2 separate regions of the Homo sapiens genome follow, and region 2 is linked to region 1. A link is a loop called in an ENCODE intact Hi-C map of the cell type or tissue named here. Cell type or tissue: Calu3. All regions are shown on one strand. Each heading gives the region's core, and the rest is flanking DNA. Links, peaks and the distances in the headings are about the cores only. Region 1 holds the start of LOC105375483 (a long non-coding RNA gene). Region 2 has its middle 23 kb from the start of TMEM229A.

The links. Peaks named below come from ENCODE experiments on the same cell type or tissue, not always from the same donor. Only the 100,000 strongest peaks of a DNase experiment are listed, where the experiment ranks them.
Region 2: a loop joins it to region 1, with 2.8 times the contacts of the local background. A loop is called at or near these places in 2 of 110 quality-filtered maps.

Annotation. Positions count from the first base shown.
Region 1 is chr7:123,987,524-124,004,384 of GRCh38, reverse strand. LOC105375483 (a long non-coding RNA gene) reads right to left here and starts at 9,763. Exons shown (of 5, transcript NR_133947.1): 1 at 9,668-9,763; 2 at 9,283-9,457; 3 at 5,236-5,362. RefSeq lists an enhancer at 9,330-10,208. In Calu3, for the core only: no CTCF peak of the experiment used is centred there; no DNase peak of the experiment used is centred there.
Region 2 is chr7:124,047,663-124,064,523 of GRCh38, reverse strand. No RefSeq gene overlaps it. Among named protein-coding and RNA genes, the nearest start is that of TMEM229A, 23 kb to the right of the region's middle. RefSeq lists an enhancer at 4,996-5,055. In Calu3, for the core only: no CTCF peak of the experiment used is centred there; no DNase peak of the experiment used is centred there.

The DNA.
Region 1 (16,861 bases), core at 5,993-13,992:
CAGTTCATCTCCCATGGGTGCCACACCCCCTACCACCCATGGCTCATCACCAGACAGGGAAACCCTGGCTTGGGTCCATAGCACAAACCCTCTATCCTGGACTGACTGCACTGAGTGATTGATGATCTGCATCTCTCTGGGGTGGGGCCCCCAGGAGTCAAGGAAATGACCCTTGGCCACAGCCACTACTAAGGTCCCTTGCTTTGCTGCCTCTAAGCTGGGGAAGGAACATAAACACTAAGATTGCCCTAGAGCTGCAGTGGGCAGCTCAGGAGTGCCAAGTCATGAACTAGAGCCAGCACTCAATGGGGAGAGGAATCCACACTTTCAGAGCACTGAGGGGTAACACAGCTGCAACTGTGAGGAAATATAGGGGAGCCACACAACAGAGCAAGAATCTACCAACTGACCAATAGGCCTAAGTGTCACCTGCTGGATCATACCCCAAAGCTTCCACACCAAAAATACCTTACTAACATACCCACCTCTGAAACCAGAGACAAGAAGTCAGCTTCAAATAAAGACCCTACATAAAGCCTCAGCCCAGTGAAAAGATCCAGAAGTCTATTGACTGTACTCAATCTACACTGCAGTTAAATGAACACTCACACACAGAGAAAGAATCAATGCCAGAACTCAGATAACTCAAATGGCCAGAGTGTCATATGTCCTCCAAATGACCACACCACTTCTCCAGCAAGAGTTCTTAACCAGGCCAAACTGGCTGGAATGGCAGAAATAGAATTTAGAATGTGGACAGGAACAAAAATCATCAAGATTCAGGAGGAGGATGGCAAAACCCAATCCAAGGAAAATAAAAATCACAATAAAGCAATGCAGGAGCTGAAAGACAAAATAGCCTGTATAAAAAAGAATCTAATGTATCTACAGAGCTGAATAACAGAATGCAAGAATTTCACAATGCAATCACAAGTATTAATGGCAGAATAAACCAAGCTGAGGACAGAATCTCAGAACTTGAAGACTGGTTCTCTGAAATAAGACAGTCAGACAAAATAAAGAAAAAATGTTAAAAAGGAATGAACAAAAACCTCCAAGAAGTATAGGATCATGTAAAGAGGCCAAATCTACTAATCAATGGCATCCCTGAAAGGGAAAGGAGGAAAGGAAACAACTTGGAAAGTATATTTCAGAATATAGCCCATGACAACTTCCCCAACCTTGCTAGATAGGCCAACAGTCAAATTCAGGAAATACAGAGAAATCCTGCAAGATTCTACACAAGAAGATTATCCCCAAGACATGTAATTGTCAGATTTTCCAAGGTCAAAATGAAAGAATGTTAAAGGCAGCTACAGAAAGAAAGGGCAGATCACCTACAAAGGAATCCCCATCAGGCTAACAGTGAAACTCTCAGCTGAAACCCTATAAGGTAGAAGAGATTGGGGCCCCATATTATTGGCCCCAAAGCTCCTTTAGCTGATAAAGAACTTCATCAAAGTTGCAGGATACAAAATCAATGTACAAAAATCACTAGCATTCCTATACACCAACAACAACCAAACTGAGAGCCAAATCAGAAAGGCAATCCCATTCAGAATTGCCACAAGAAAAATTAGATGCCCAGGAATACAGCTAACCAGGGAGGTGAAAGATCTCTGCAATGAGAATTACAAACATTATATTCAACAGTCTTAAAAAAAATCTTCAACCAAGAATTTCATATCCAGCCAAACTAAGCTTCCTAAGTGAAGGAGATATAAGATCCTTTGCAGATAAGCAAATGTTGAGGGATTTCATTACCACCAGACCTGCCTTACCAGAGATCTTGAAAGGGGCACTAAATATAGAAAGGAAAGGCTGCTACCAATACAAAAACATACTTAAACACACAGACCACTATCACTGTAAAGCAACCACACAAACAAGCCAACATATAACCAGCTAACAGCACAATGACAGGATCAAATCCATACATATCAATACTAAACTTGAATGTAAATGGACTAAATGACCCACTTAAGGGACAGAGTGGCAAGCTGGATGAAAAAGCAGGATCCAATGGTCTTCAAGAAACCCGTCTCACATATAGTGACGTTCACAGGCTCAAAATAAAGGGATGGATAAAAATGGAAAACAAAAAATCAGGTATTACAATCCTAATTTTAAACAAAACAGATTTCAAACCAACAAAGATCAAAAAAGACAAGGAACATTTTTTTCTCTTTGATCTCTGCAATGAGAATTACAGAACACTGCTCAAAGAAATAAGAGAAGACAAAAACAAATGGAAAAACATCCTATGCTCATGAATAGGAAGAATCAATATCATTAAAATGGCTATACTGTCCAAAGCAATTTACAGATTCAATGCTATTTCTATCAGACTACCAATGACATTCTTCACACCACTAGAAAAAATTATTTTAAAATTTTTATGGAATGAAGAAAGAGCCCCAATAGCCAAAGCAATCCTAAACAAAAAGAGCAAAGCTGGAAAAATCATGTTACCTGACTGCAAACTATACTACAAGGCTACAGTGACCAAAACAGCATGGTACTGGTACAAAAACAGACACATAGACCAATGAAACAGAATAGAGAGCACAGAAATAAGGCCACACATCTACAACCATCTGATCTTTGATAAAGCTGACAAAAAAAGCAATGGAGAAAGGATTCCCTATTCAATAAATGGTATTGGGATAACTAGCGAGCCATATGCAGAAGACTAAAGCTAGACCCCTTCCTTACACTACATACAAAAATTGACTCCAGATAGATTAAAGACCCAAAAGTAAAACCCCAAACTATAAAAACCCTAGAAGATGTATGTGAAAGCCTGGATGTCCAGGTAGAAGCCTGCTACAGAGGCAGAGCCCTCATGGAGAACCTCTACTACAGGAGTATGAAGGTGAAATGTGGGTTTGGAGCCCTCACACAGAGTCCCCACTGAAGCACTGCCTAGTGGAGCTGTGAGAAGGCCACAGTCCTCCAGACCCCAGAATGGTAGATACACTGACAGCCTGTACCATGAACCTGGAAAAGCCACAGGCACTAGCACTTGAGAGCAGCTGTGGAAGCTGTACCCTGAAAAACTTCAGGGAGAGAGCTTCCCAAGGCATTGGGAGCTCATCCCTTGCACCGGTATGCCCTGGATGTGAGACACAGAGTCAAAAGAGATTATTTTGGAGATTTAAAATTTAATGACTGCACTGCTGGCTTTCAGACCTTCATGGGGACTACAACCCCTTTGTTTGGACTGATTTCTCTCTTTTGGAATGAGAGTCTTTACTCAATGCCTGTACCTCCATTGTATCTTGCAAGTAACTAACTTGTTTTTTATTTTACATGCTCATAGGTGGAAGGGACTTTCCTTTTCTCAGATGAGAATTTTGATTGTAGAATTTTGAGTTAATGCTAAAATTAGTTCAGACTTTGAGGGACTGTTGAGAAGGAATGACTGCATTTTGCAATGTGAGAAGGAAATGAGATTCGGGAGGGGCCAGAGGTGGAATGACATGGTTTGGATTTCTATCCCCACCTAAATCTCATGTCGAATTGTAATCCCCAGTATTGGAGGTGGGTCCTGGTGGGAGGTGACTGAATCATGGGGATGGATTTCCTCTTTGGTGCTATTCTCATGACAGTAAGTGATCACAAGATTTGGTTGTTAAAAGTGTGTAGCACCTCCTCTCTCCCTCTCTTCTTTCTGCCCTGGCCATGTAAAATGTGCCTGCTTCCCCATCACCTTCTGTCATGATTGTAAATTATCTGAGGCCTCCCCAGTCATGTTTCCAGTACAGTCTGGGTAACCATGAGCCAATTAAACCTCTTTTCTTTATATATTATGCATTCTCAGGTATTTCTTTATAGCAGTGCAAAAACTGACTAATATTGTACCAATCAGGTAGTTTTTCAACCCACGCCCCTCTCCCTCCCTTCTCTAGTAGTCCACAATGCTCATCGTTCCCACATTTATGTCCATGTGTGCTCAATATTTAGCTCCCACTTACAAGTGAGAGCATACAGTATTTGGCTTTCCATTCCTGCATTAATTCACTTAGGATTATGGCCCCAGCTGCATCCATGTTACTGCAAAGGACACGATAGCATTCTTTTTATGGCTGCATCATATTTCATGGTGTATATGTACCACATTTTCTTTATCCAATACACCAAGTATGGGAACCCAGGTTGATTTTATGTTTTCACTATTGTGAATAGCATGGTAATAAGCACATGAGTGCATGTTTATTTGGTAGAATTATTTATTTTCCTTTGGATATATATCCAATAATGGAATTGCTGGGTTGAATAGTAGCTCTGTTTTTAGTTCTTTGAGAAATCTCCAAACTGTTTTCCACAGTAGCTAGTTTATATTCTCACCAAGAGAGTATAAGCATTCCCTTTTCTCCACAGCTTCACCAACATCTGGTTTTATTTTTTACTTTTTAATAATAGTCATTCTGCCTGGTGTGTGATGATGTCTCATTGTGGTTTGGATTTGCAATTCTTTGATGATTAGTGTTGATGCGAATTTTTTCGTATGTTTGTTGGCCAGTCGCATGTGTTCTTTTGAGAACTGCCTGTACATGTCCTTTGCCCATTTTTTAATGTGTTTGTTTTTTGCTTGTTGATTTAATTTCCTTATAGATTCTGCATATCAGACCTTTTTAAGGTGCATGGTTTACAAATATTTTCTACCATTCTATAGGTTGTCTGTTTCCTCTGTTAATAGTTTGTTTTGCTGTGCAGAAGCTCTTTAGTGTAATTAGGTCCCATTTGTTCATTTGTGGTTCTGTTGCAGTTGCTTTTGGAGACTTAGTTAAAAATTTATACCTGATTATCACCTACACCTAAGAAACCATCAGGATAAATCTTACTGTCCCCTAGATTCCTATATTCCTTGGTGACTCACAAGAAATCCAAGTTTCTAGGTCTTCCCTTATCTCCTGGATTCTTATCCTCATAAAGCTAGTCTGACTTCACCTTCTACCCATCCCTAACCTCCCAAGCCCTTTCACTGTACCCTTTGGAAGCCATAATTTGTCATCAGTAAAACTTCACAGATTCTCAAACTCTTCTTTGAATATTCTATGCCCCTTCTTGCTCCACTGAACTTGACTTTCCTCTAAAAACACAGCCTCCCCTGCAGCCATCTCAGGATGTGGCAGTTTTTCTGCGGCATTTCATGTGCCTCTTGGCTGAAAGTGTGGTAATAACCTCCCAGCCCTTTGTTCATATTTCCAAACCTTTGTTTCTTTTTCTTACCCATTTTATCAGCAACCTTGATGATTACGCCATCAGAGCAGCTTCCCATTCCCTCCTCTTGCTGTAGACATCTGCTGTCTTGCCAGGCTCCCCATCACCACCGTCAATGCTACTCAAGTCGCAAATCCTAGTGGTTATAACAGCCCCGTAACTAATACAACCAAGATCCTCACCTCTCTGTCTTTTGGCCTTTTAATGTCAGTAATCCTGTCCTCTTGCTAACATGATTACATCTTAGACCAGCTAGTCTCTCCCAAACTAATTTTCATCATCCCCTCTCTCTAGTTACCACCTCTTTTCTTCTTTTTTTCTTTAACTACTAATAATTGATCATTTATTATTGGGGCCTAAAAAATAAAAATGGGTCTTCAAAAACAGACTTTTATATATGGATATGCTCATATGTGGGGCCAGCTACATGGGTCTATGGCCTCTGCAGCAATCACAGTCCCATGTTTACACAGTCTCTATGCTTCATTTAATGCTCAGTTGTTACTGTCTTGAAATTATTTTATTTCATTTCTTTTTCTTTTTAGAGATGGGGTCTCACTATGTTGCTCCACCTAGAATGCAATGGCTATTCATAAGCATAATCACAACACACTACAGACTCAAACTCCTGGCCTCAAGTAATCCTTCTGCCTCAGCCTCCTAAGTAACTGAGATCACAGGCATACTCCAACATGCCCAGCTCTTGAAATTCCTAATAATGTTTGAATGAGTGGCCCTAAATTTTTCTTTTGCACTAAGCCCCACAAATTAGGTGACTGGTCCTGATACATGTGAGCATGAGAGGTATCACCTCTTATTTTTGCACCTCACTCCTCCAACCTAATTCTTGTCCTCACTCCATTCTACTCAGCTTGGATGACACGATCCATCATCATAATTAGTGCCTTGTATGCATTCCCTCACCACTCTTACTTGTCTCTCCCTCTTGTTATACATCATTTCCAAAATTTCAAACGTGGAGAAATCCACTGTCTGCTTATTTCATGCCTTCATTCGAGCAGCTAATGAGAGATAGAATGGAGCTCAGAGGCCTTATATTAAGTTTAAAACCAGACTGGGCCTCAACGCTGACAGGCAATACAAATAATTTTCCCTAGTCAAGTAGTTCTCTTACTATTTCACAGTTTCTCTTTTTCCCTCAGATTTCTGATACTGCTAGCCCCTTCTCACATCAAATGAAGACCTACTTCTTATGAACTGAGAAAATAGAAGCAATTAGATGCTTATAGTAAATAGAAGAATGACAGTAGAAGACGTCTCATCTACCTACCACCAAACTTTCAACCTCACTGCATCATGAATACAAATTCATGTATTCTGGCTTTTCTCCTATTTAAAGAGTAAACATCAGGGTTCCAATATAAGCCCAACCTCTCCTTGCACACTGCATCCAATCACTTCTTACATACTAAAGGATTTTGTACCTACATTAATCTCACTACTGCCTGCATCATCAAATTTCCTTCTCCATTGGATCATTCTTATCAGCCAACAAATGTACTTTAATAGCTCCCTCCCTTCTAAAACACACACACACACACACACACACACACACACACACAAAACAAAACTTCCCTGCCTTCACAAATCTCCTACAGCTTTTGTTTCTCTGCTAGCCTTCATAGCAAAACTCTCTGAAAAAGATTCCCACATATGCAGTCTTTACTTCCTCATTGTTCTTTTTCTCTTGAAGAAAAGTTTTGTCTCTACCACTCAAGGAAATTTTTCTTTTCACTGCCACAAGTGACCTCCAGTTGCCAAATCAGTGGTCAATCAGTCTCATCTTCCCTGACCCTGCAACAGGGCCAGCAGCGGCACTCAGCACTGTGCTCTCCTGTTCCTCCTTTTTGCAGATTTGCAACAGTTTGTACTTGACTGCAACTTTCTTTCCAATGTGTCCTAGAAGATCTTCCAGGTTTTTTTTTTCTTTTTTTTTTTTTTTTTTTTTTTTTTTTTTTTGAGACGGAGTCTCGCTCTGTCGCCCAGGCCAGACTGCGGACTGCAGTGGCGCAATCTCGGCTCACTGCAAGCTCCGCTTCCCGGGTTCACGCCATTCTCCTGCCTCAGCCTCCCGAGTAGCTGGGACTACAGGCGCCCGCCACCGCGCCCGGCTAATTTTTTGTATTTTTAGTAGAGACGGGGTTTCACCTTGTTAGCCAGGATGGTCTCGATCTCCTGACCTCATGATCCACCAGCCTCGGCCTCCCAAAGTGCTGGGATTACAGGCGTGAGCCACCGCGCCCGGCCCCCTTTTTTTCTTTTTAAAGCACACATATTACTCCTTTACTAAAACTTTGGCAATAACGCCTTCTTTTTTTTTTTTTTTTTTTTTTGTTCACTTAAAAATTTCTTACCAAGTCCTACAAGATCAGTCTGGGCTGTATGTCTTCTGTTGTCTCTGTGCAAAGTAATGATATAGGAGTTAAGAAGAAATCACTTAGGCAGAAGCAAGTGTATGGGGGTCCTCGGTAAGGCTTTTCTTTTTAATGAAAAGCAGCCCCAAATCATTTTCTAACAAAGAGCAGCCTACAAGCTGGGAGCTTTCAGGGACAAATGCCGAGAGGAACTATGGACTAGACTTTCCAAGATGGCGGCTCCCCGTTTCTTCCCTGCCAGCCACTTGTACCATACAAAGCAGACAAGATGGCACCGATCAACTGGAAAGCCCATTTGCATAATAAGATTAGGGTGGGGCAACCAGCCTTCCCTGAGCACTGTGTAAATGTCATACCTGATAGAACCAATCTGTGAGCCCTACATAAATCAGACACCGCCTCTTCAAAGTGGGCTATAAAATTCGGTGCATTTGCCACCGGCCGGACCTTTCCACTCGGAGACCCCTTCCTCTATAGAGAGAACTATTTCTCTTTCTCTTTTCTTCTACCTATTAAACCTCTGCCCCTAAACTCCTCATGTGTGTCCGTGTCCTGAAGTTTCCTAGCACACGACAATGAATCCCAGGGTACATACCCCGGACAAGGTAGCCACTTCGGCAACTTTTATCCCACTTCATCCAGCTTGCCTGCCCCTCCCCACTATGGCATAACTCACAGCACCCCTCCCCTACCCTCTTTGTTTATACTGATATTATGAAACACCGCATTGTATTGTGGTTAACATATATTGTGTGTGACTATTTGATGGATAGATTCATATTTGTTTCTCTAGGAGATAGTGAACATGTCCCCAAATGGGAACAACATCATCATTATCATCATTATTGCATTTTGCATCTCACAATTTCATCATCTAATGCTAGCGATTGGGCTTTTCTGTGGGAGGAGTTTCTGGCTTGTAACTTCAACTTATGTCTGGAAAGTCCCATTTCCCCTTAGAGTTCTCTGCTCACTGTTGCCATCCACATGTTAGTTTCAGAGTCAGGGCATATAGTTCTCCCTTTAGATATTCTGGTTCAGTATGCACCATCGTCTCTTCCCTTTGATACCCCTTAACACAAGTGAAATGAGGCCAGGATATTTAAATAAGACTTTGCCAGGGAGTAACAAAAGGGAAATTAATCCACGAAGTAACTTGAAACTATTTAATTTGAAATACAGGATACCACATGCTCTTTGAGCTCAAGGCTTTATTTCCATGTAAAGGGGCTGACTGGTAGCCCACATTCAAGAACTAAAGTCTAAATCTTTGCTTCCCTAAAAGGCTAGCCTAGAGAGGAAAAGGCCAAGTGTGGGGGCCAGAAATTCCTTCTCCAGCCTGACCAAGGCCAGTCTTTCTAGTCCCAGTTTCCTGCGTAAACCCTGTTCTCTTTAGGGATTAACATTAACCATGTTTATCCCTTTCAAGGGAGATTCCATCCCCTAAGCACCGGAGTGTGGCTTTACACTCTCCTTTCATCAGGGCATCCAGATTGGAAAAGAGGTAAATTCATATAATAATTTTAAAACAGGTTATGGAGTGAAATCCTGGATTCAAATCTTTACTCTGCCAAGTAACAACTATGTGATTTGGGGCAAGTTACTAAATCTCTCTGTGTGTTAGTGTCCTCTTTTGTAAAATAGCAATAATAGAACTTACCTCGGATGGGGTCCTGGTGAGGATGAAGTGAGATAATAGACATCAAACACTCGAAACAGTGCTTGAGGCATAGCAAGGACTCATCATTCTAACTAGCTGTAATGCAGAGATGCAGCTGCCATCCACTCAAAGGACGCACACAGGTGATCAGGAGCTCTGTTCTCTTGCAAGAATACTGAGCATGAAAGACAGAGTCAGAATATATCTGTTAACTTGAGAAGGAAAATGAAGGCAGAGCATTGCAGAACCTTGAAGGACAGATGAGGTGATCCCCACACTGCTCTGCAAACATGCATCTGGCAATGATGGCTCCCAGTTCTTTCATCCCCATCCCCTTGTCTCATTCCCACTTAAAATGGAAAGCTAAGGACCTTCCCTGCTTTACCAGGATCTTTTGAAGTGCAGATTTTACTCTAATCTTTAGTGGAGCTGTAGGGCTTCAGTCATTCATCTGCTCCCTTTATTATGCTACAGCATTTCTGATCAAACAGAATTTGAGAAGACAGAATCTGTCCTGTCAAACAGTAAACAAAGAAACTCTCATAATAGCCCAGTGTTGTCACATGGCCTCCAGCCTTAGGTGTCCTGGAATGCTCCAGATCTGTAGAAAGGCACTAAACCATCTTGAATGTAGAAAAGGGACAATGTAGGACAAATTTGTTAAATATATCTTTGCCTTATAGAGTCATGATTATACTGATGATTAAGGTTTTTTTTAAATGCTTTCATAGTATAGCCTGGGAGAGAGATCAGCAAACTTTCTGTAAAGGGCCAAATGGTAAATATTTTAGGCTCTGGGAGCCATACAGACTCTGTCTCAACTACTTCACTCTGCCATTGTAGGAGAAAGTAGTCACAGAAAATAGTTTGAATGGATGTTACAATAATATGTTACTTCAAAAGCAGGAGCCAGTTGGATTTGGCCCAAGGTCCATAATTTGCCAAACACTGGCCGGACATACTGTTTCTTAGACTTGCATTATATCCATAACACTTTCATGGTTTTTGCCAAATCTACGAACATATGTAATCTTATTTATTACAAAATTTAAGTTCACTCTATTTTTAAATGCATTTTAAAATAAAAAATATAATTATTAATATAAAACATAAGCTAGTTTACTTTTAATAAAAAGATAGGTTTAAAAACTGCATAAAAAGAAACCACACAATTAAAATGCTAATTAAAATTTGAAGATATTAATGCTTACAATATAATTATAGAATAATTTTATAATATAATATTAATATACTTATATAATATAATTATTATAGAACAATATTACAGAAGAATATTAAGTGCTTATATTATAATATGATAGAACCATATTGGGAGGATGGGAGTAGGAAAGTATAGAGATGATACACAGCATATGAGAGAGCTAAATCCTCATCTTTTATGGTATACAAAATACTAGAAAATGAATGGTTTCTAAAATGAAAAAATAAGAAATAGCACTATAAGCATATTATAATAGAAAAACAGAGGTAAATACCTGAAGAAACTTCTGAAATAATTTAAAATGATTGACTCTGAAAGTGGGAATTAGGAGGCAGCAGTTGAGAAGTCTAGCAAGTTACCGTATTTTCAGTCTTCTAGAACTATCTATCTGACTCTTAAAACTCTGATAAGTATAAAAATGAAATTTTAAAAAGCCAAGGGTGTTGAAAAGGGTGTTTCCTTTCAAAGAAGGAACACTTTTTAATATAAAGTTGACTTGAAGATATCTACCATAATTTTTTAATTATTGATTTTTCTGTTAGGTATTAAACAAAATTCCTCAAAAGAATTTTTGAAGAAGAAATAAGATTTATCACTTCAAGCAAAGCTGCTTAACAAAGCTAGTCCCATATTGGACCTTGCTTAACCCCTATGCTGTTCTCTGTATCTTAGCTACGGTGACGTTCTTTAAATCCCTCCTATCTGTGTTATCTCTACTGCTGTCAGAAGCATTGGAACCAGAGTGACTCCATCTTGAATAGGGCTGGGTAAAATGAGGCTGACACCTCCTGAGCTGCCCTCCCAGGAGGTTAAGCATTCTTAGTCACAGGATGAGATAGGAGGTTGGCACAAGATACAGGTCACAAAGATCCTGCTGATAAAACAGGATGATGTAAAGAAGCTAGCCAAAATTCATCAAAACCAAGATGCCTATGCAAGTGACTGCTGGTCATCCTCACTACTCATTATATGCTAATTATAATGCATTAGCCTTCTCAAAAATACTCCCACCAGCACCACGACAGTTTATAAAGGCCATAGCTAAGTCCGGAAATTACTCTATATAATCTAAAAGGAGAAGGAACCCTCAGTTCCAGGAAATCCTCTTCCCTTTCTTGGAAAACTCATGAATAATCCACCCCTTTTTTAGCATATAACCAAGGAATAACTATAAGTGTTGTGAACCTTGAATACCTGAGACAGGTCTCAGTTAATTTAGAGGTTTGTTTTGCTAAGGTTGAGAAGGCAGGCCGGTGACAGCCTCTAGAGTTCCTGACGACAGGTGCCCAAGGTGGCCAAAGCACAACTTGGTTTTATACATTTTAGGGAGACATGAGACATCAATCAACATATGTAAGATGAACACTGGTTTGGTCCAGAAATGTGGGACAACTCGAAGCTGGAAGAGGCCTTCCAAGTCACAGGTAGTTAAGAGACAAATGGTTGCGTTCTTTTTGAGTTTCTGATTAGCCTCTCCAAAAGAGACAATCAGATATGCATTTATCTCAGTGAGCCGAGGGATGACTTTGAACAGAATGGGAGTCAGGTTTATCCTATGCAGTTCCCAGCTTGACTTTTCCCTTTAGCTTAGTGATTTGGGGGCCCCAAGATGTATTTTCCTTTCACAGTGTACTCAGTCAAGCAGCCCATACCACTGATTTGCCTATGGAGTAACCATTCTTTTGTTTCTTTATTTCTCTAATAAACTTGCTTTTACTTTACTTTATCAACTTGCCCCGAAATCTTTCTTGTGCGAGGTTCAGGAACCATCTCTTGGAGTCTGAATCAGGACCCCTTTCCAGTAACACCACCATAGCACGTGCGTACACGCTATCCTGCCTATCTGGAATGCTGTCTTTGCCTTTTTTTTTTTTCTTTTTTTTGAGATGAAGTCTCGCTCTGTCACCCAGGCTGGAGTGCAGAGACAGGATCTCCGCTCACTGCAAGCTCCGCCTCCCAGGTTCACACCATTCTCCTGCCTCAGCCTCCTGAGTAGCTGGGATTACAGGCGCCTGCCACCAAGCCCTGATAATTTTTTGTACTTTTAGTAGAGATGGGGTGTCACCGTGTTAGCCAGGATGGTCTCGATCTCCTGACCTCATGATCTGCCCACCTCGGCCTCCCAAAGTGCTGGGATTACCGGCCTGAGCCATTGTGCCCGGCCTGCCTTTTAACCTGATTACACTTGACCCTTTATCTCTGAATTCTGGATCCACAGATTCAAGTAACCACAGATCAAAAATATTTGGAAAACAAAATCCCACAAAGTTCCATAAGCAAAACTTGAATGTGCTGCACACCAAGTACTACATCGAATACACAGGAATGAAGTGATGTGTAGGCATTGTATTGGTATTTTAAGTAATCTAGAGATGTTTTAAAGTATACGAGGGGGTGTGCGTTGCTTACATACAAATATTATGCCATTTTATATACGGGACTTGAGCATCCACAGATTTTGGTGTCCTTGGGAGTCTTGGAACTGATCATTTATGAATATCAAGAGACGACTTTAACTGTAACCCATCAGGGAAACCTTCCCCCAATAAGTCAAACCTCCTATTATAGCTGCTCATGGATCAGCAGGCCAGTCCTTGGAAGCACTTGTCACAAATGCCGTTTTATATTGGCTGGAAAATTATTGAATTATTTTCTGACTGCCTTGCTATATCATTTTCTCCTTGAAGTCTAAGGATCAGAAACTAACACAATACCTTGCCATCATAGCCACTAATAAATATTTATTACAGTGAATAAGTAAATGCAATACTGAAATTTTAAAATATATATATATATATATATATATATATATATCAATTAGCCAATTCTGGTTGTAACATTTTGTTTTCATAATATAAATCTGCATGTTATCCCTCAGAACTTATAAATTTGCATTCTGATAACTGATTAAAAGCAGCACTTTCTTAAAGAGAAATGTTCAACTGTTTTCAGGAAAGTCAGAGGCAGGGATTACTTCCTCAAGACATGGAGTAAAAGTGAGTGATTCTAAGTTTTAAGGTTTAGCTTTCTCCAAATCTTCCAAACATTTCCAGATATCACTTTCCAGATGTCAGGATTCCTTTCTTTCTTGGTCAATATCCTACATTTCATGAGACCTAGTTATAATATAAATTTAATAATTTAAAATATATACACAATTCTTAAAATAAAAAGTGTTTATGCTACTTCAATTTCGGGATCATGGCAGATGGGAGGCAGAACTGGATTGAAGCTCCAGACAGAGCTGCATGCGGAGACCATTAGCAAGATTAACCAAGAAAAGAAGAGAGAAAATCCAAATAACCTCACTAAGAAACGAAACAGGAGATGTTACAACTGACACCACTGAAATGCAAAAGATCATTTAAGGCTACTATGAACACCTTCAGTGACATAAACTAGAAAATCTAGATGAGATGGATAAATTCCTGGAAAAATACAACCCTCCTAGCTTAAATCAGGAAGAATTAGATACCCTGAACAGACCAAAAACAAGCAGCAAGATTGAAACGGTAATTTAAAAATTACCAACAAAAAAAAAGTCCAGGACCAGACGGATTCACAGCAGAATTCTACCAGACATTCAAAGAAGAATTGGTACCAATCCTTTTGACGCTATTCCACAAGACAGAGAAAGAAGGAATCCTCCCTAATTCATTCTATGAAGCCAGCATCACCCTAATACCAAAACCAGGAAAGGAGACAACCAAAAAAGAAAACTACAGACTGAGATCCTTGATGAACATAGATGCTAAAATCCTTAACAAAATACTAGCTGACCGAATCCAACAACATATCAAAAAGATAATCCACCATCATCAAGTGGGTTTCATACCAGGGATGCAGGGATGGTTTAACTCAAACAAATCGGGAAGAAAAAAACAAACAATCCCATTGAAAAGTGGGCTAAGGGCATGAACAGACAATTCTCAAAAGAAGATATACAAGTGGCCGACAAACATATGAAAAAATAATCAACATCACTAATGATCAGGGAAATGCAAATCAAAACCACAATGTGATACCACCTGACTCCTGCAAGAATGGCCATAATCAAAAAATCAAAAAATAGTATATGTTGGCATGGATGCAGTCATCAGGAAACACTTCTACACTGCTGGTGGGAATGTAAACTAGTACAGCCACTATGGAAAACAGTGTGGAGATTCCTTAAAGAACTAAAAGTAGAACTACCATTTGATCCAGCAATCCCACTACTGGGTATCTATCCAGAGGAAAAGAAGTCATTATTCAAAAAAGATACTTCCACACACATGTTTATAGCAGCACAATTCACAATTGCAAAATTGTGGAACCAACCCAAAAGCCCATTAACAAATGAGTGGATAAAGAAACTGTGGTATATATACATGATGGAATACTACTCAGCCATAAAAAGGAATGAATTAACAGCATTTGTGATGACCTGGATGAGATTAGAGACTATTATTCTAAGTGAAGTAACTCAGGAATGGAAAACCAAACATCATATGTTCTCACTGATATGTGGGAGCTAAGCTATGAGGACGCAAAGGCATAAGAATGATACAATGGACTTTGCAGACTTGGAGGGAAGAATGGCAGTGGGGGTGAGGGATAAGACTACAAATATTGTGCATTCTATACTGCTCAGGTGATGGATGCACCAAAATCTCACAAATAATCACTAAAGAACTTACTCATGTAACCAAATATCACCTGTACCCCAATAACTTATGGAAAAATAAAAAATATATAAAAAATGGCTAATTCTAAAAAATAAATAAATAAACATAACACCAAAGCCAGAAACTACACAGGAAAAGGTTGATCATGGCTCTGAGCTAATGTATCACTTTCCAAGTATTACTTTCTATGTAGGGCATAAGATCTGGAAGCCACGCATTTATTTTCCACTGAATTTTTTTCCCAATTTCTAAATGCTTAAATATCTGCCTATTCAAGGAAATAATAAGTAATTGTAAAAATACCCCAAATCTTGTCCAAAAAAAGTCTGGAAACACAGAGAATATGGTGTATTTTTAATATCATACTTTAGATTAACTATTGGATTTATTGCTTTAGAGACACTTACCTGAGATGGTATGTGGAAGTTGAAGGAAAATATATTGAGCATATCGTATCAAAATGTTACTAATACATTGTTTGAAAATAAATTAGTCCTATGTTTCTGACTTTTTAAACACTCTATGAAGTGTTGTTTTTAACTATAAAAAATGAAACAAGGCCAGTTGTGGTGGCTCACACTTGTAATCCCAGCACTTTGGGAGGCCAAGGTGAGCAGATCCCTTGAGGCCATGAGTTTGAGAAAAGCCTGGGCAACATGGCAAAAACCTGTCTCTCCAAAAATACAAAACTTAGAGGACGTGGTGGCACGTGCCTGTAATCCCAGCTACTCAGGAGGCTGAGGCATGAGAATTGCTTGAACCAAAAGATGGAGGCTGCAGTGAGCTGAGACCATGCCATTGCATTCCAGCCTGGGTGACACAGTGAGACCCTGTCTCAAAAAAAAAAAAAGGAACAACCTAAACGGTCAATAAAGAATTGTTAATAAATAAATTATTCATAATGAAATAAATAAATAAATACATTCCTGGAGAAGTGTTATAAACAATTGTTCTAGAAAGACTGCGGGTAACTTATTTTTTTTTAAGTTGAATTGATCTGTGATATGTAGGCATGATTGGACTGAAGCCATGGACCCCAAGGAGCAAGGCTCCATTGAAGCAAACAGTCCCTACAACTTTACATGATATAAGCATATCAAGAATCTTTACAGAATTTTTAAAAATCTGCGTCCTCAAAGGAATTTTTCCTTTAAAATGTAACAGTGTACCAAAGGAAACTGCAAAGCAATTTGTAAATATTACTCTATTTTTGGTGAACTAAATAAAATTATATATGTTTATTTATATGCTTAAAATGTAGTCCAAAAGAATTTTTTAATTTACTTATGTACTTCCACCCTGCTTACATTTGTTTCAGTATCTACTATTTTTATACTTAATTTTTAAACTAATGTTAAATCAAATTTAAATTAGTCATATACAAGCACCAAATGGTAAATTGTTTTTATAACAGCATAAACTTATGTGTTTTAATATCTACTCCATATTTCTACTAAATAAAATTTTAAGCCATAGCACACAACCAGAGAAGCCCAACAATTCAATCTTTCCCTTATCTGAGTTTTGTATTAATAGACTCTTTCTTATCTACGAAGAATGCCAGATGCATTCTTAGCAAAATAGCTAAGATTAGAATCGCAAAACATTAGTGTTTGGAAAGAACTAACAACACTCAGTAATTATTAAGTGTTTAGTATTTACCATTCATTGTTCTAAGAATTTTTAAATT
Region 2 (16,861 bases), core at 5,480-13,479, 61 kb before region 1:
ACAGAAAAGTTCCCCAAGTCCCCACCCGACCCAGAAGCCCAGCCTGCTTCACCTCTCACCACCTCCAACCAAACATTGTATAAGATTTCAGTTCAAAATGGCAGATACAGTTTATTCATTCAGATTCTCTTTCTCTGTGGATCTGAATAAGACTATAATAAAGTATCATCAAAAATTATAAAAATACAATAATTAAAGGAACATGAGTAGGACAATCCCAATACAGCTACTTCAAAAAATTTCTAGAACCTAGAAATTGAGAAAGAATGCCATCTGCTGAAGCTGTAGCGCAGAATAAGAAACAAAAAGGTCTACAGTATATATGGGAAACAGCTTTCCCAACATAAATCTGGAGATGCTTCAGATCAGAGTCTGTAGGTGGAACAAAGGGAAAGAAATAGTGGAGCTAAAAACAGGGGGATTCCTTGAGGGCTTGCATACGAAATAGTCAGACTCCTGTCTTCTCATGCAAGATAACCTATAATCAGACATTTCACTCTGGTGCCAGAAAGGAAAGCCTTCCTCCTCCTGGTATTTGCCAAAAGACAGGTGGCTCATGTCCAGAATTCGCACTATACTCTAAAACCCCCAGTCCACAAATCTCTTTCACAAACAGAGCACACCATCAACTTTGCAATTCCCTTAGTCTTAGATACAAATGGACAATGAATGATCACCAGATAACTGAGTAAATGCTGCAGCATAACATCAAAAGACCAAGATAAGTAGAAAAATTGACTCCTACATAAAGAGATAACATTTAGGAAGCCAAAACAGTCTTATAAACAACTTTAATTAGAGTCCTTGAGTAGAAAATATTGTATCCAAAGATCAACATGAAGTTATGAATTAAAAAATAATTTCCCAAATCAAAAAATTAATTGGAAGTTTAAAAGATAAAATGCAGGCATTTTCCAAGGGTAAAAACAAAAGAAAACAAAAGCAATGAGAAAAAAATATGAAAAAAAAAGACAATCAAAATTGAGAATTTAGGAAGTCCAATTATTAGAAATTCTAAAGGGAAGAGAGGAAATTATCAAAGAACTAAAATAAGAAAATTCTCCAGATTTGAAAAGAGATGCGTATCTTTGTTCTGGTAGGGACTACCTGCTACCAAGTAGGATGAATTTTAAAAGAACCACACCAGGGCACATTACTATGATACTTCAGAACTCCAAGAGCTAAAAGACTAAAAGGTTCCAGAGACGGCTGGAAAAAGCAGATTACATACCCAGGAATGAGATCCAGAAACATCCCATTCTTTTTTGTCTGTTTGTTTGTTTTATTAGCAACACCAAAGAGTAGAACAGTGCCTTCAAGATTCTGCTTATTCACTTTAGAATTGTCTACCCAGCTGTCTAGTCCATTTTCTGCTGCTATAACAAAATGCCTAAGACTGTATCATTTATAAATAAAAGAAGTTTAGGCCGGGCGCAGTGGCTCACACCTGTAATCCCAGCACATTGGGAGGCAGAGGCGGGTGAATCACCTGAGGTCAGGAGTTCAAGACCAGCCTGGTCAACATGGTGAAATCCCCACTGTACTAAAAATACAAAAAATTAGCCAGGCGTGGTGGCAGGCAACTGTAGTCCCAGCTACTTGGGAGGCTGAGGCAAGAGAAAGGTGTGAACCCGAGAGGTGGAGCTTGCAGTGAGCCCAGATTGTGCCACTACACTCCAGCCTGGGCGACAGAGTGAGATTCCATCTCAAAAAAAAAAATAAAAGAAATTAGCTGGGCGTGATGGTGGCCACCTGTAATCCCAGCTACTCGGGAGGCTGAGGCAGGAGAATTGCTTGAACCCAGGAGGCAGAGGTTGCATGAGCCGAGATCATGCCACTGCACTCCAGCCTGGGCAACAGAGAGAAACTCTGTCAAAAACAAAAAAAAGAAGAAGAAATTTATTGGGCTCACAGTTCTGGAGGATGGAAAGGCCAAGATGGAGGAGCTACATCTGATGAGGGCCTTCTTGCTGCATCATCTCATGGGAGAAGTCAGAAGGGCAAGAGAGCAGGCATAAGAGAGCAAGAAAGGAAGGAAGCCAGACTTACCCTTTTTATCAAGAACTCGCAGCCAAGATAAATAACCATTCCCACAATAATGGTGTTAATCCATTCATGAGGGCAGAGCCTTAGTGACCTAATCACCTCTTACAGCTCCCACCTCACAACATTGTTAGATTAGGGATTAAGTTTTCAACACATGAACTTTGGGGGACACACTCAAACCATAGCATAAGCCAAACCATTAATCAAGGAAGACAGCATGGTACAGAACTTTTCAATCTGCAAGCACTGACAAATTGACCTCCCACACACCCTTCCTTAGGAAGTTACTTGAGGAATGATGACTTGTAAGTCGTTATCACTCATACCAAGACATCACCAGAAAGTATCTGGGGTTGATAAGTCAAGAAATAATATTGTATATGATTTATTTGAAGATACGGGACTAACCATCAGAATACCTAAAAACTGAACTTGTAAAAGTGGCAACTTCTGGAGAGTGATATCAGGTGTAGGGTAAACATGTCAGTACCATTTAACTTTTCTTTGCCATGTGCATATATTAATTCAAAGTGATTTTAATGTATTACCAGAGATAGTTAAAATTTTCTGTTTGATATTTCGTGATGTTAACTAGAAAGACTATGGTAGGCAGAATAGTGGCACCCTAATGTTGTCCACATCCTATGAATATGTTATCTTATGTAGCAAAGGAAACTTTGCAGATATAATTAAGGTAAAGGACTCTGAAGTGGGGAGAGTATCCTGGCTTATCCAGGTGGATTTAATGTAATCACAATGTCCTTAAAAGTGGAAGAGGGTGGCAGAGGCAAAGAGTCAGAGGGATCCAGGGTTGCTGACTTTGGAGATGGAAGGAGATGTCTAATAAATGTGGGAAGCTTCTAGAAGCTGGAAAATGAAACAAAGTGGACACTCCTCTAGAGACTCCAGAAAGAAATTCAGTCCCATTTACACCTTGATTTTAGCCCAGTGAGACCCATATCAGACTTCTATCCTACAGAATTGTAAGATGATACATTCTTGTGTTAAGTCACTGAGCTTTTAGTGATTTGCTACAGCAGCAAAGGAAAACTATTGCATAGACTTAAGAATTAATTCCTTTTGGTGTTGTCCCATCCTAGACTAAAGAAAATTATTTTCCTTTCACCTTTTTATAATCTAACCAAAACTTTAATAAACGATAGCAAGACAGACCTTTGCTTTTCCTGTTTTTTGGGGTAAACAGAATGAATACACTGGCTTGTCTTTCCTTTTACCCCTAATGTTTCTGATATTCCCTTTTCCGAGTCTCAGGTAAGTTACACCTGGGTATATTTAAGGATTAAGATGAGCTACTCCAAGTAGTAGAAGGCTTCATGCTTCAATATTTCAAAATATTTCCAGAAGCTATTCTTTGTGGAGTCATATGTTAGGGTTTTGCTTTTCTGTTCACATTTATGAAACACACACACATACAAAAGAAAACCAGTAAACTTTATAATTAAATTCCTTGCTGTAATCACTATTTTAAAAATACCATCCTTTAAATTACATCACCTACACTCTGTTATGCTATTAGTACATGTTAGTCTGTAACTTCAGGATAGTTCTTTAGTGTCACCAAGAAGGTTCATTGGATTTCAAATCTTACTGCTCTTCTATCTTCAAAATCCCAGAAAGGTTTGGTTTTTGTTTTTTGTTTTTTTAAAAAATAAGTATACTGTAGCCCACCAAATTGCGGATACTTTGATTTGTAACCCTGAGAGTGAGAATGAATTCATCCATTCATCTCTTTGTCAGTCTTTGGCACATAAAAGAGGCAGCACAGTGCAGTAGCAAAAGAACTAAACTGGGAGTCATGACGTCTAAATATAAAATTTAGGTAGCTCTAGGCAACCAATCAATTGTATGGCCTTAGACAAGTCACTTTATGATTCCAGAGCAAAAATTTTTCTTAAGCAATATAAGGTTTGACAAGATTAATAATGCTTTTCAAATTCTGATATCTACAATAGCCAATGGCAGGTCTGTGATCATGGAGCAGAGAAGGCTCTCTGTCACACCAAAATCCAACCAAAGGAATTAACCGGTCACCAGGTCCTTGTGCCATTCATAATTCAGCAACAACAATGTGTTTGATCCTCTGACTCTATCTTTTACTGGAGGCCTTTGCTGCTTCCATATTTACCTGGACACATTTTGTTCTCTCCAAACCCAAAAAACAATCGGTCAATGAAAACAATTTCTCAAGCAACTCTGATTTACTGAGCAGACTCAGATGAAGATATTCCAATTATTCATTCATTACAGTTTACCTTCCAATGACTTCTCCCTGCTCACATTTTTCAGAAGTTCCAAGTACGTATTTTCTCACTGACCTCATTTTGCAAGACAGACTATAATGTAATACAGACTATAATATTTTAGTTCTTTGAGCTCTTCATACCTTTTTTTAAAGTACTGGGTTATTCTAATAATATACTATAAATAAATGACCAAATATTTATGAAATAAGTTTAAAATATATTCAATAAGCAGAAAGGTGCCCATTGCCTATTTAAGCAATACTTTCTTGATGAATAAAAAGGTTTAAAAAATTATATTACAAATAGTGAAGGCTATCAAAACCTGTCCTAAAACAAACTACTTACATTCCAGATACACTCACTTCAAAATGGAAAGGCACAGTATACATAAGAATCAACATAGCCACAAAGTGCTCACTTTTTCTTAAATACATCTCAGCTAGAGGAGGTGAGAACAGCATAACCCAGGCAGAGGAAAAGGAACGTGTTCAGATCCCTGTTCATATTTTATTCTACAGACTTCGGTTGATTCAAAAATAGATTCAAATAGGGCCTTTGTTTTCTTATGGCCTGTTCACTAATGCTTCTTAGTAATGATCTTTAGCTTCTTATTTCACTTCTGATTTCAGTCTATGTCCATTCTCTTCTGTTTTCTCGGTTTCAGTTTCTCTGTCTACACAAACTGCTTACACATCTACCTCCTCTCCCATTTAGGTGTTTGTTTGTATTATCTACAGATCTCTTTTAACTAGATAAATTCCTTGGAACTGAAAAGAATGTTCCAGTACATCCAAGAATTCGTTAAAGAAACACCTAATACTGCAAAAATTAGACAGAAATCTTGCCGTCACAAAGCTCAGAATTTAGAGGAAACAAACAACAAAAATAATAATGTTTGTAAATGCTCTGCAGTGAGTTTTCAAGTACTGTGTCAATGTTTGGTACGTTCCCATAAACTGGTATAGGTAGATCAGGAAATTACACTTGGAGTAAGTCTTCCTGGTCGAAATACCTCATCTCCAAGCTACACCCCACCCTGCAGTTAGAAATATCACTATTCCACCTGTCTCCCAAGTTCCAAAATATACCAATAAGATCTGATGTGTCCTTCATTTTCCATTTATATTAATTGCCATATTGTTCACTTTCTACTATGAAAATACCATATGAAAATATGATGGAAATGGTTCAGAAGAAAGATTATTTCCTCTTCACTGATAAAAGTCTAAAATACTTAGGTTCAGTCTCTGTAAACTGCTTACATGAGATATATATATAAGATTGTAAATATATCCCCTAGTATATTATATTTAGCTGAATAGAGAAAGAAATGCAAAAAGGTTCCTTTAAAATAAGCCCATTAAGCAGCCTGCCTTGTTTTTTAATAAGCCAAATGCTCTATTTATATGTTCTAAACTGCAATTAACTCATTTAAAAGATTGTTTAGCATTTCAGGCAGTTTATCGCTATAATATTAAGTCTTTCTTGGTATCAATTTGGTTCCATTATAATGTGTCTATTTTTAGTGAAGTCACGATGAAACATTCTTTGTTGATCCTCTTTCCCAGAAGGCTGAATAATTTCATCTGATTGCCTAGGTCTTTTTTCCAAGCTTTAACATCCAGTAACAACATTTTCAGAAAGAAAAAAATGAAGTGATTAAATGAAAGAAAAAAATGAATCCACTTTTTCTATCATCACTACAGTTTTATTTCTCTAAATCAAAATCAAAATCTCAAATCAAAGCTTTAGGCATCTCGGAAGCTTTCGCTAAGCAATCCATTTGACAATGATATGTTTTCATTTAATTATCCTCTCACATAATTATATGGTTTTGGCATATATGTACTAATCTTCACCTTCTCTAAACTGAAATTCTCTTTGCCTCTCTACGAGGTAAAGCATGGACTTTGATCAAGATATACCTAGGTTCCAAGCCTGGTTCTGTCATTCCCAGGCTACATAAACTTGGGTAAGTTACTAAGCCTCCCTGAACCCTCTTCATCTATAACACAGAGACCGTAACACTTTATAGCAAGGTTTCTCAACGTTGGCGATGTTAACATTTTGTATCAGACAATTATTTGCTGTAAGGAGCTGTTCTGTGTATTGTAGTATATTTATCAGCATCTCTGATCTCTGCTCACTAGATGCCAGTACATCCTCTGGCCGTAAAAAACAAAATTCTCTCCAGACGTTGTCAAATGTTCCCTGGGGGGAAAATTGTTGAGAACCACTATTTGACAGGATTGTTGATTAGTCCTATCAAATAGTGGTTTAAATGTTTAAATATTTAGATGCTAATGTGTGTTAAATGAAATTATATACATCAATAATCTGGCACACTTTGACACATAATGTGTACAGAATAAATTTAACTGTTTTTATTAATAGACCTGAATTCTCAATAATAACAACCTTGTAGTGTATAAAAAGAAAGAATGAGAAATTACAGAAAATAAAAGACTTTATTGTCTGGGAAAGGTATAGTCATCATTCAGAAGAAAAATAATTTAGTGTTAGTTTGATTAGAATAAGAAGCTTTTGGTTGTACCTGTTTCAGGGACAGGGAAGGTGGGGAAAACCTAAATAACTTAAAGCATTCAATTCAGTAGATACCAATTTCCACACTGACTGGCATTTTATTTTTTAGTCTCATAAACATACAGCCACTGGAACATCAAACTAAATTCAAGCATTAATTTCCAAGTGTCTTATCTTGCAGAAAGGGTTCAGCATTGGGAGATACACAGGCCTGGATTCAAATCCCAGCTCTACATTTATTGCTCCAAGACAAGACGTTAGGAAAATGTCTAACTATTCTGACCCTCTTTCCGCATTTGCAAATTAGGAAATAATAATAAAAATTCCAGCTGATAATATTTTATGAGTAACCAGTGTGATAAGATGTGGAGGTGGAAGGCAATGATAGTGATGATCCCGACCCTGTGTAGGTCTGGGCTAATAAATGTGTTCGTGTCTTCATTTTTAAATTTTTTTTTAAATAAAAGAAATTAAAAATAGGAAAAAAATAGGAATAAAGGAAGAAAATACTTTTATATGACTGTACAATGTGTTTGTATTTTTGGCTATTATTACGAAAGAGTCAAAAGTTTTTTAAAATTAAGTTTATAAAATAAAAACGTTACAGTAAGTTAAGACTAATTTATTTCTGAAGAAATAAATTTTTTATGTAAGTGTAGTAAGCCTAAGTATACATTGGTTATAAAGTCTAGAATAGTATACAGTAATGTCGTAGGCCTTCACATTCATTTGCTACTCACTCATTGGCTCACCCAGAGCAACTTCAAGTTCTGCAAGTTCCATTCATGCTAAGTGTACTGTTTTTTATCTTTTATACTTTATTTTTACTATACTTTTCCTGTGTTTAGATATGTTTGGGTAGGCAAATACCATTGTGTTACAACTGCCTGCAGTATTCAACATAGTAACTTGCTGTACAGGTCTGTATCCTAGGAGCAATAGGCTATACCATACAGCCTAGGTGTGTAGTAGGCTATACCATCAAAGTTTGTGTAAGTACATGCTATGATGTTCACACAATGATGAAATCACCTTATAACATGTTTCTCAGAATGTATCTCTCTCATTAAGCAATGCATGACCATGTACTATTGTTATTATGATGATTATAAAATCTTTCTTCTCCTTCTTCTTGTCTTCCCTTCCTTTGCCTTCCCGTCAAATCCTGTAATATCACTTCTCCTTTCTGGCAGTAATAGCTTCCAAAGGCAGTGCTGTCAACTTTAGTCATTCATTAGATTGTCATTCAACATTCCATCATTTGGGGTAAGACAGCAATTAGGAACATAAGAACTTTATTTTCCAGCTGCCAAAATACAATTAATTGACTAATGTGTCCTTTTTCTTATTTGAAATGCAATAATTGTTAAACATTAAAATGTTTCCAACATTTTGAGTATTTTAAAATCCACAGAAAGCCTAAAGGAATAGTAGAATAAGTACTCAAATAACCTTTGCTAGACTAACTGGTTAACATTTTCTCCTTGCTCTCTTGATCTCTCTTCTCTCCCCACTCCTAAATACTTAAGCATGAATTTTCAAAATTAAAAACATTCTCTAATGTAACCACATTGCTGTTATCATACCTAAGAAAACATAACAATAAATAAATAGTATCATCTAGTATGCATCCATATTCAAATTTTTTCAATGGTCTCCAAAATGCCTTTAAAAGATGTTTTTATAGTAAATGTTCATATATTGCATTTATTTGACATGTCCATTTAAATTCTTTTGATTTAGAACATTCCCCCCGCCTTGTTTTTAATTACCCTGAGTTTTTTTTTTTTTTAATTTCAGGCCACTGTCTTCTAGATTTGATTCAACATAAATGTTTTGATAAAATTAGCACATGGATAATACTATGTGTTTCTTACTGCATCCCATCAGCAGGTTCACTATTGGTGATCTTAAGTTTGAGTGTGTGGCATGGTGGTGACCTCTAGATTGCTCCACTTAAAGGTACATTCTTTCCTTCGTAAGTAATCTGTGCTGTGATACTTTTAAGACCATGTGAATGTTCTGTTCATTACACCATTCACCAGACGGTTTTAGTAGCCACTGATGATCCATGTTTGAATCAATTATTATCCAGAGTATTGCAACAGGATCATTTTCTAATTACATCTATATGTTAACACATATTAGCTTGCACTGTTCTCCAAAGAAGAGTTCCCCCAATCCTTTCTCTTCTTCTAAGTAGCACGATGGATTATAATCATTATTATTATTACTCATTGTGTTATAATACATTACCATTACTCTTTTTGATGTATAAATTTTCCCAGTGTGGCCAGTGGGAGCCACATCAAGCCAGCTCCTTTTGAATACATTTTATGCATTCTGGGGCGGGATGTCCCAGGCTCTCCTAGGATCAGATGTTTCTCCAAGAATCCTTAGCTCTTTATTTTTTTTGTTTTTTTGTTTGTTTGAGACGAAGACTTGCTCTTGTCACCCAGGCTGGAGTGCAATGGCACGATCTCGGCTCACTGCCATCTCTGCCTCCCAGGTTCAAGCGATTCTTCTGCCTCAGCCTCCCAAGTAGCTGGGATTACAGGCACCTGCCACTGCACCCAGCTAATTTTTTTATTTTTAGTAGAGACGGGGTTTCACCATGTTGACCAGGCTGATCTCGAACTCCTGACCTCAGGCCATCTGCCTGCCTCAGCCTTCCAAAGTGCTGGGACAGGCATGAGCCACCACACCTGGCCGAATCCTTAGTTCTTTTGATAGAGAATGAATGGTAGGTGTGCTAGAGGAGTGTAACTGCTTCTAGGTCCTTTCAGGCAAACATTATTTTGTATATATTCTTAAGCCTACTATTAAACTTTGTTAATTTTCCACTGATCAGTCTATTCGTAGGAACTTTAGATACTTTAGTTTTATAATACATTTTAATATTCAATTTGGTCAGTTATTTATTTTTATTCTGTTGTGTTCACTAAATCTCACATTTTAATATAAGTTGGTCACGTTTTGGAGAAAAATAAAGATTAATTTAGAGATAATAACATAACTACATCACCACATTGGCATTACAATATCAACAATATATAAACAGTTATGACTCACCATTTATTCACAGATTATTCAAATGTTCCTCCTTGTCTTTTAATTAACTTTTGTAGTTTTACTATAATACTGTGGGCGTTGCCTTCACATTTTTTGTCAATTGTGATTATTTTACAATATATATTTTCATACAGTTTTCCATGAGATTCTTCTTAATTACATTTTAAATGGTTGTTGCTGACATGTAAACATATCAGTTTATTTCTTTATAGCAGCACACCATATGAATTATCTTATGTTCTGATAGTATTTTGAAATTCATTCTATTGAGTTTCCCAAGTAGACAACCACGTCACCTATAAGTGAATATGTTTTTCCTCCTCTTTTCTTCCGTTTATACATTTAATATTTAGAGTGCAGACAACTTAAAACTTCCTGCCTACAGAAAGATGAGAGTGCCAGGGGTTCTGGTAAGAAAAACAGAAAGGTAAAAACCATATCTTTATTAAGGTGGCCAGATAATTCCTGGAAAACTCATTCTAATATAAATTTAGAGGACTGAAACCTAGAACCCACTAGAAAAGGAGAGAATTTCCATGGAAAGGGCTTAATAAAGAGGTAAATTTGTGAACACTGGACTCATCTGGGCAACTGTAATTTATCTGCATATGACTTATTTTCCCATGAGATTCTTATGCTGGAGTAAAAGCAGACATCTTTTCCTCAACAATTAGCTTTCATGATTTAGATCACTCTAGGTTTTAAAAAGGGAGAGGTGGAGAACAGAATTTCCATTTCTTAGATTGAAAGAAAACAGAAAAAAATGCTTAGGAGATAGTTACAGAAATAACAAGTTGCACATATTTGGTGGTCTTCTGTTTAAAAGGGATCTGAGGGCCAGGCGCAGTGGCTCACGCCTGTGATCTCAGCATTTTGGGAGGCCAAGGTGGGCGGATCACCTGAGGTTAGGAGTTCCAGACCAGCCTGGCCAACATGGTGAAACCCGTCTCTACTAAAAATAAAAAAATTAGCCGGGTGTGGTGGTGCACTCCTGTAATCCCAGCTACTCTTGAGACTGAGACAGGACAATCACTTGAATCCGGGGGGTGGAGGTTGCAGTGAGCCAGGATCACACCACTGCACTCCAGCCTGGGCAACAAAGCAAGACCCCGTCTCGGGGAAAAAAAAAAGTGACCTGGGTTCATTGTATTGCATTTATAATAAACATGAAGGTTAGGCACGGCGCGGTGGCTCATGCCTGTAATCCCAGCGCTTTGGGAGGCTAAGGCGGGAGGATCACCTGAGGTCAGGAGTTCGAGACCAGCCTGGCCAACATGGTGAAACTCCGTCTCTACTAAAAATACAAAAAAAAATTAGCCAGGCATGGTGGTGCATGCCTGTAATCCCAGCTACTTGGGAGCTGAGGCAGGAGTATTGCTTCAACCCAGGAGGCGGAGGCTGCAGTGAGCTGAGATCGTGCCACTGCACTCCAGCCAAGCAACAAGAGTGAAAACTCTGTCTCCAAAAAAAAAAAAAAAAAAGAATGGAGGTTATTTCAGGGGGATATCAATTTGTTGAATAATATGCATATTTGGTTTTAATATACATATTAAATATACATATATACATATGCGTATATGTGCATGTATCTATGCACATGTGTATATATGCATGTATCTATGCATGTATGTGTATATATATATATATATACATATACATACAAATACAAAGTATTTATACTGTTGTTTCATGATCTGCCAATCCAGACATTTAAATGAGTTAACAAATCTTTGACAGAGATATGGTTTGAAATCATTTTGATAATTTAAATGATAAAGTTATTGCAAAAAGATCCACTTGTTTCCTGTTGAGAAAGAGGCTTCTAAAAATTATCTCAAACTGCAAATAGCCCTTAAAGCTTACTGATGTATTTCCATTAAATGTTGTAACTCTGAAATAGTCTTACTTGTATTTTAAAAGATAATTGGATAAGTTTATAATCAAATTCTCCCTTCTACATACTATGCAAGAAAGGCAAGCAAACTTGTTTAAGGAAAAAAATATAATTCTTATGCATAATTCTAAGAATCAAGTAAGACTGTGTTCTAGAGGAAACTAATAAAATGTTAGTTCTACTACCATGTGATTACAATAGGAAGAGTTCATCCTCCCAAAAAATTTTGCAAAAGAATAATCTAAAATACAGTAGGGACTAGAGAAAGAAGGTGGTCCAGGCATCTGAAAATGTATTCCATTTTCAATAAATTTATCTTAATATCTTAAATTTCATAGTACATTTTAATAAATATGCATAGAAATGATAAATTCCTTCATTTCTTTTATGCATAAAAAATATATACCTGTTAGTGGCTTATAAGACTATAGATTGGGAAACATTTTTTCTTTTAGTCAACAAAGATATATGTTTACTTATATAGGCTTTATGTGACACATAAAATCAAGAGATTGGAAGTGCAAATAGAGTAACTCTGAACTGAAATACATCAGGTCAAATTCCATCATTATATAACAGAATCACTCTAACTCAACCACACCTTAAAGTTGAAATAGGTAAAAGGTTTTACTAGAGTGGGTCTATAAAAATTAGCCAAAGTTCATTAATAACTTGGCTTACATATCTATTTTCATTTACAGATTGATTTTTCTTCAGTGGCAAAGGAAAAAATTCTCAACATTTAACCAACAAGAAAGAAAAGTGATAAAAAACTTTCGACAGTCTCAGATAAATACCATACAAGAAAAAAATGGAAAAAAAAAGGTTGTAACAACCAAATAGCTAGGGCTTAACTGCTTAGAAAGCAAGTTTATTTTTATCACAAGAGAGTAATTCATGTATGGGTCATTTGCAAATCTTTAACAGAGTATGGGAGAAAATATGGAAAAGAAGCTAGTAACTCTCAAATGTTCTCACATTCATGTGAGTCTGTTAGCTTTAAGGGGAGGATTACAAATGACCCACGTGAATAGAATGTAGATTATCTTTATTTCCTTAGCAGATTTTTCATTTTTTTGGGAGACATGTAGAAGTCCTCTATTCAGAAAAGGTTTTTGGATGTTGCATTGCCTATAGCAATATAAAACTGGTTGCTTACTTGAATTTTTCATCTCAATCTTTGTGAAAAATTAAATCTTTTATTAAGTAAATATTTTGTTCAAACTTTGCCTAAAATAGTCAAAATATAAATATTTGCTTCTAGGAGGGGCACAGTGGCTCATGGCTGTAATCTCAGCATTTTGAGAGGATGAGGTGAGCAGATTGTTTGAATTCAGGAGTTTGTGACCAGCCTAGGCAACATGACGAAACCCAGTCTCTACTAAAAATACAAAAATATTAGCTGGGTGTGGTGGCATGTGCCTGAGTTCCAGCTACTAGGGAGGCTGAGGTGGAAGGATCACCTGAGCTAGGGAGGTTGAGGCTGAAGTGAGCTGAGATCACAGCACTGCACTACAGCCTGGGCAACTGGAGTGAGACCCTGTCAAACAAATTAATTAATTAAATTAAATAATATAAAATAAAATATTTGCTTCTCATCTTTTTCACCCAGGGTAGCTGGAGTATGAGATGTGTTGAGATGAGTAATAAATTGGAGTCAGACTATAAAGGGCCTTGTGAACCATTCTAAAGAGTTGTGAAGGTAATGGACAGTGAGAGTGGAGAAAAGAGGACGTGTCTGAGGGACATTTCCCAAAGAGAACCACTGATCTTTGAAACTGATTAGATGTATTGAGTGAAGCTAAAGGGGTAGTAGAGAAAAAACTCCAAGAGGGATGGCTGGTGAAGCCTTTATCCAAGACTAAGAACACAAAAGCTGAAGCTTTTGGATGTCCTCTGAGTAGGTAAACAGGGGAAGAGAGGGAATACAGAGTGAAATAATGACTTCATTTTTAGAAACGTTGAGTTGACAGTGCCTGTGGAACAACGAGATGAAAACAGCTGATGGGATACTAGATTGTGAATCTAAGTTTGCAATGACAATAGTCATGGGTTTTTGTTTATTGCTAGATTCTGTGCTAAGCATTTTGCGCATTATAGCAGAAGTTGCTAACTCCTAAATATCTGTTCTCCCTCAACAACTACATTTATCTATACTAATCTCCTTCATCTATACTAATAGAACCCATGATTAGTGGCTGGATATAATTTTACTTGGAATCAAGACAATGCTTTCCAGCCTCCCCAGTGACTAAGTGCCACCATGCCACTAAGTTCTGACCAATGGGCTGGGGATGAAAGTGCAATTTCCAGGTACTGTTCTCAAGAAAGAACCTTCTTATCCTTCCAGGTGGCTAGAATGCAGACAATGACTAGACAGCTAGAATAGGCATATACATACTTCGGAATGTAAGTCATATACAATAAAGCATCCAGATGAGATAGAATCTGGATACCAGAAACTGAGTGGCGCCATGCCAGTCCAAGACATGTACTAGAAATTATTCATGAGAGAAAAATAATTTGTCTCTTCAGACCACTAATATTTGAATGTTCTGCCTTTTAAAAGAAAAACAAATTATAACTATGACACATATGTTATCTAATCCCCATAACAATACTAGTTGATGAATACTCTCATTATCTCACTTTAGAAACGAGGCAAGAAGAAGCTAGGATAGAGGTTCGCCCAAGGTCATACAAACAGAAAGCAGTGTGGCTAGCATTTAGTCAAAAAAATCTGAGGGCGGAGGCCACACTCATGATCACCAAACTTTAGGAAACTATCTAGCTCTCTGACCATTCCAAAGCAACCCCACACGTATGAAAATTTGTCTTTTAACTTTTTATTGAAGTATAATACATGTAGAAAAAAGTGCACTTTTATTTTTAAATGAGGAACATATTCAATCAAAGTGTTATTTTGTTTCCACCCTAAATTCTTCCTCATGTTTTACGTACTCATTTTCCCTTATCCGCAGATAAAGGCCAATAAGGCACAATCGTTTTCATGTTTATTTTATGACCTAGAAACATTATTAAAGTTCTCTGGCAACTTCCCTTTTGCAGGCTAAATATAACCCTGAGTCCTTATGCCTTTCTTTCAGTCTTAACATCCCAAACCCCTGAATTATTCCCACTGTAAATCTTTGCAGATTCTTTAATGCCTCTCAATCTTTTACCTAAGAACTATTTGTGGTTGCAAATTTAGCAGCATATGGGGCTTGAGAATGAGTTTTTTCACAGCACTTTCCATGTACCAGGCCAGGATTCATGCATTAGACTCCCCACCATATTTGAGAAGATTTAAATACTTGATAAGTTAAGAGGTTCTTTCTGTTTTTCAAGGACAAAGAGAGCTTTGTGTTATTGCTGAAACCTGACATGAATAACCTGAAAACAAAGGGTTTGTCAATTACAATCTATTCTTTATATTTTCAGAATTTGTTTTTGGCTAGCCATAATCCAGGAAAATTTACCTGTGGACAAGCAAGGCATGGGAAAGAGTAGCGTTGTAGTTCTCTTTCTGGGACAGCCCCAGTGGATCAGCAAACAGGAAGGGAAACACCATCCTAGAGAGGTAAATTCAGAGCAAGACGATTACTATGGGTTAGGTCTGAAAAGGAAGGAGCTGAGGCAAAACAGCTTGCTATTACAGACAGCCAAAAAAAAAAAACGGGCATCCAAAATGCTTAGATTCAAAAGAGAGATCCATGTTATTGTGAAATCCTAAAGGTGGTTTAAGAGAATTTAATTTATTTCTGGATATTCTCTTTTGAAGGCCAAATATAACCCTGAATCCTTACGCCTTTCTTTATAGTCTTAATATCCCAATGTTACTGGTGGCAGAGATCCAAGTTACCCTGAGTTACCAGCGGCGAATCCGTATGGGTCCATAGCAACTTCAGTCCTTGCCTCCTCAGAAGAAAGAACTCGACTGAGGGGCATAAAGCAGAAAAAGAGACCAAGGCAAATTTCAGAGCAGGAGTGGAAGTTTGTTAAAAAGTCTTTAGAACAGGAAAGAAAGGAAAATTCACTTGGAAGAAACCCAACCAGATGCCTGAAGTTCCAACAGAGAAAAAGAGCTAAAAGAGGGGTCTTTAGCCTTGATCCTAGGACTTTCATACGCTCTCCTCTTTCCCATGATTCTTCCCCCAGGGTGGGCTTCCCGCATGCGCAGTGCTTTCCTTACCCTTTGGACCTGGGCATGCCAAGCAGTACGTTTAGGAAGTTAAATGCAAGCCCATCTGAGGCTTTCTTCCCTTTTCCAGTGGCGTGTACCTGGATGTCATACTTTGCCATTTTTGTCTCTTAAAGTGCATCCCCACAAAGTTGCTTCTCCCTGGGGTCTGTATTCAATTAAGGTGTTGATGTTAACAGGTGTGGACCATCAGGAAATGGTCTCTCTGTTGCCGAACCATCACCAGACATTCCCGGTGGGTTGGGGGAGAGCCCTCTCCTGTCTGGGTCATGCCTATCTACCTGTAACATCAACACTAAATTATTCCCACTTTACAGCGGAAATCTTTAAGATTCTTCTCCCAATCTTTTACCTAAATACTGTCTGTGGTTGCAAATTTAGCAGTATATATGGCTTGACAATGAGTTTTTCACATTACCTTCTTTGTTTCAGAAAAGGAAAATGTCTTTTGGCACGGAGTCCTCTTAGAGGTAAAATTATTTTCAGTGGACTTTTGGAAGGTTCCAGAAATAAGGAAAATTAAAGGGAAGTTGAAATTCATCAACACCGTAAACTAATTTCAGAGAATAAAAAACCTTACAGGGAAATAAACAATAGGGCGTATTATTATATGCAAACAGATAAATAGTGCAGAAGATCTGCAAGTTCTGAGACACTATCATAAATTATATTTTGTTTATTTGTTTAATATAGGTGTGGGAAGATGAAATTTAGACTCAGCCTCGTCTCTACAAAAAATACGAAAACCTAGCTGGGTGTGGTGGTGCATGCCTGTGGTCCCAGCTTCTTGGTAGGCTGAGGTGGGAGGATTGCTTGAGCCCAAGAGGCAGAAGTTGCAGT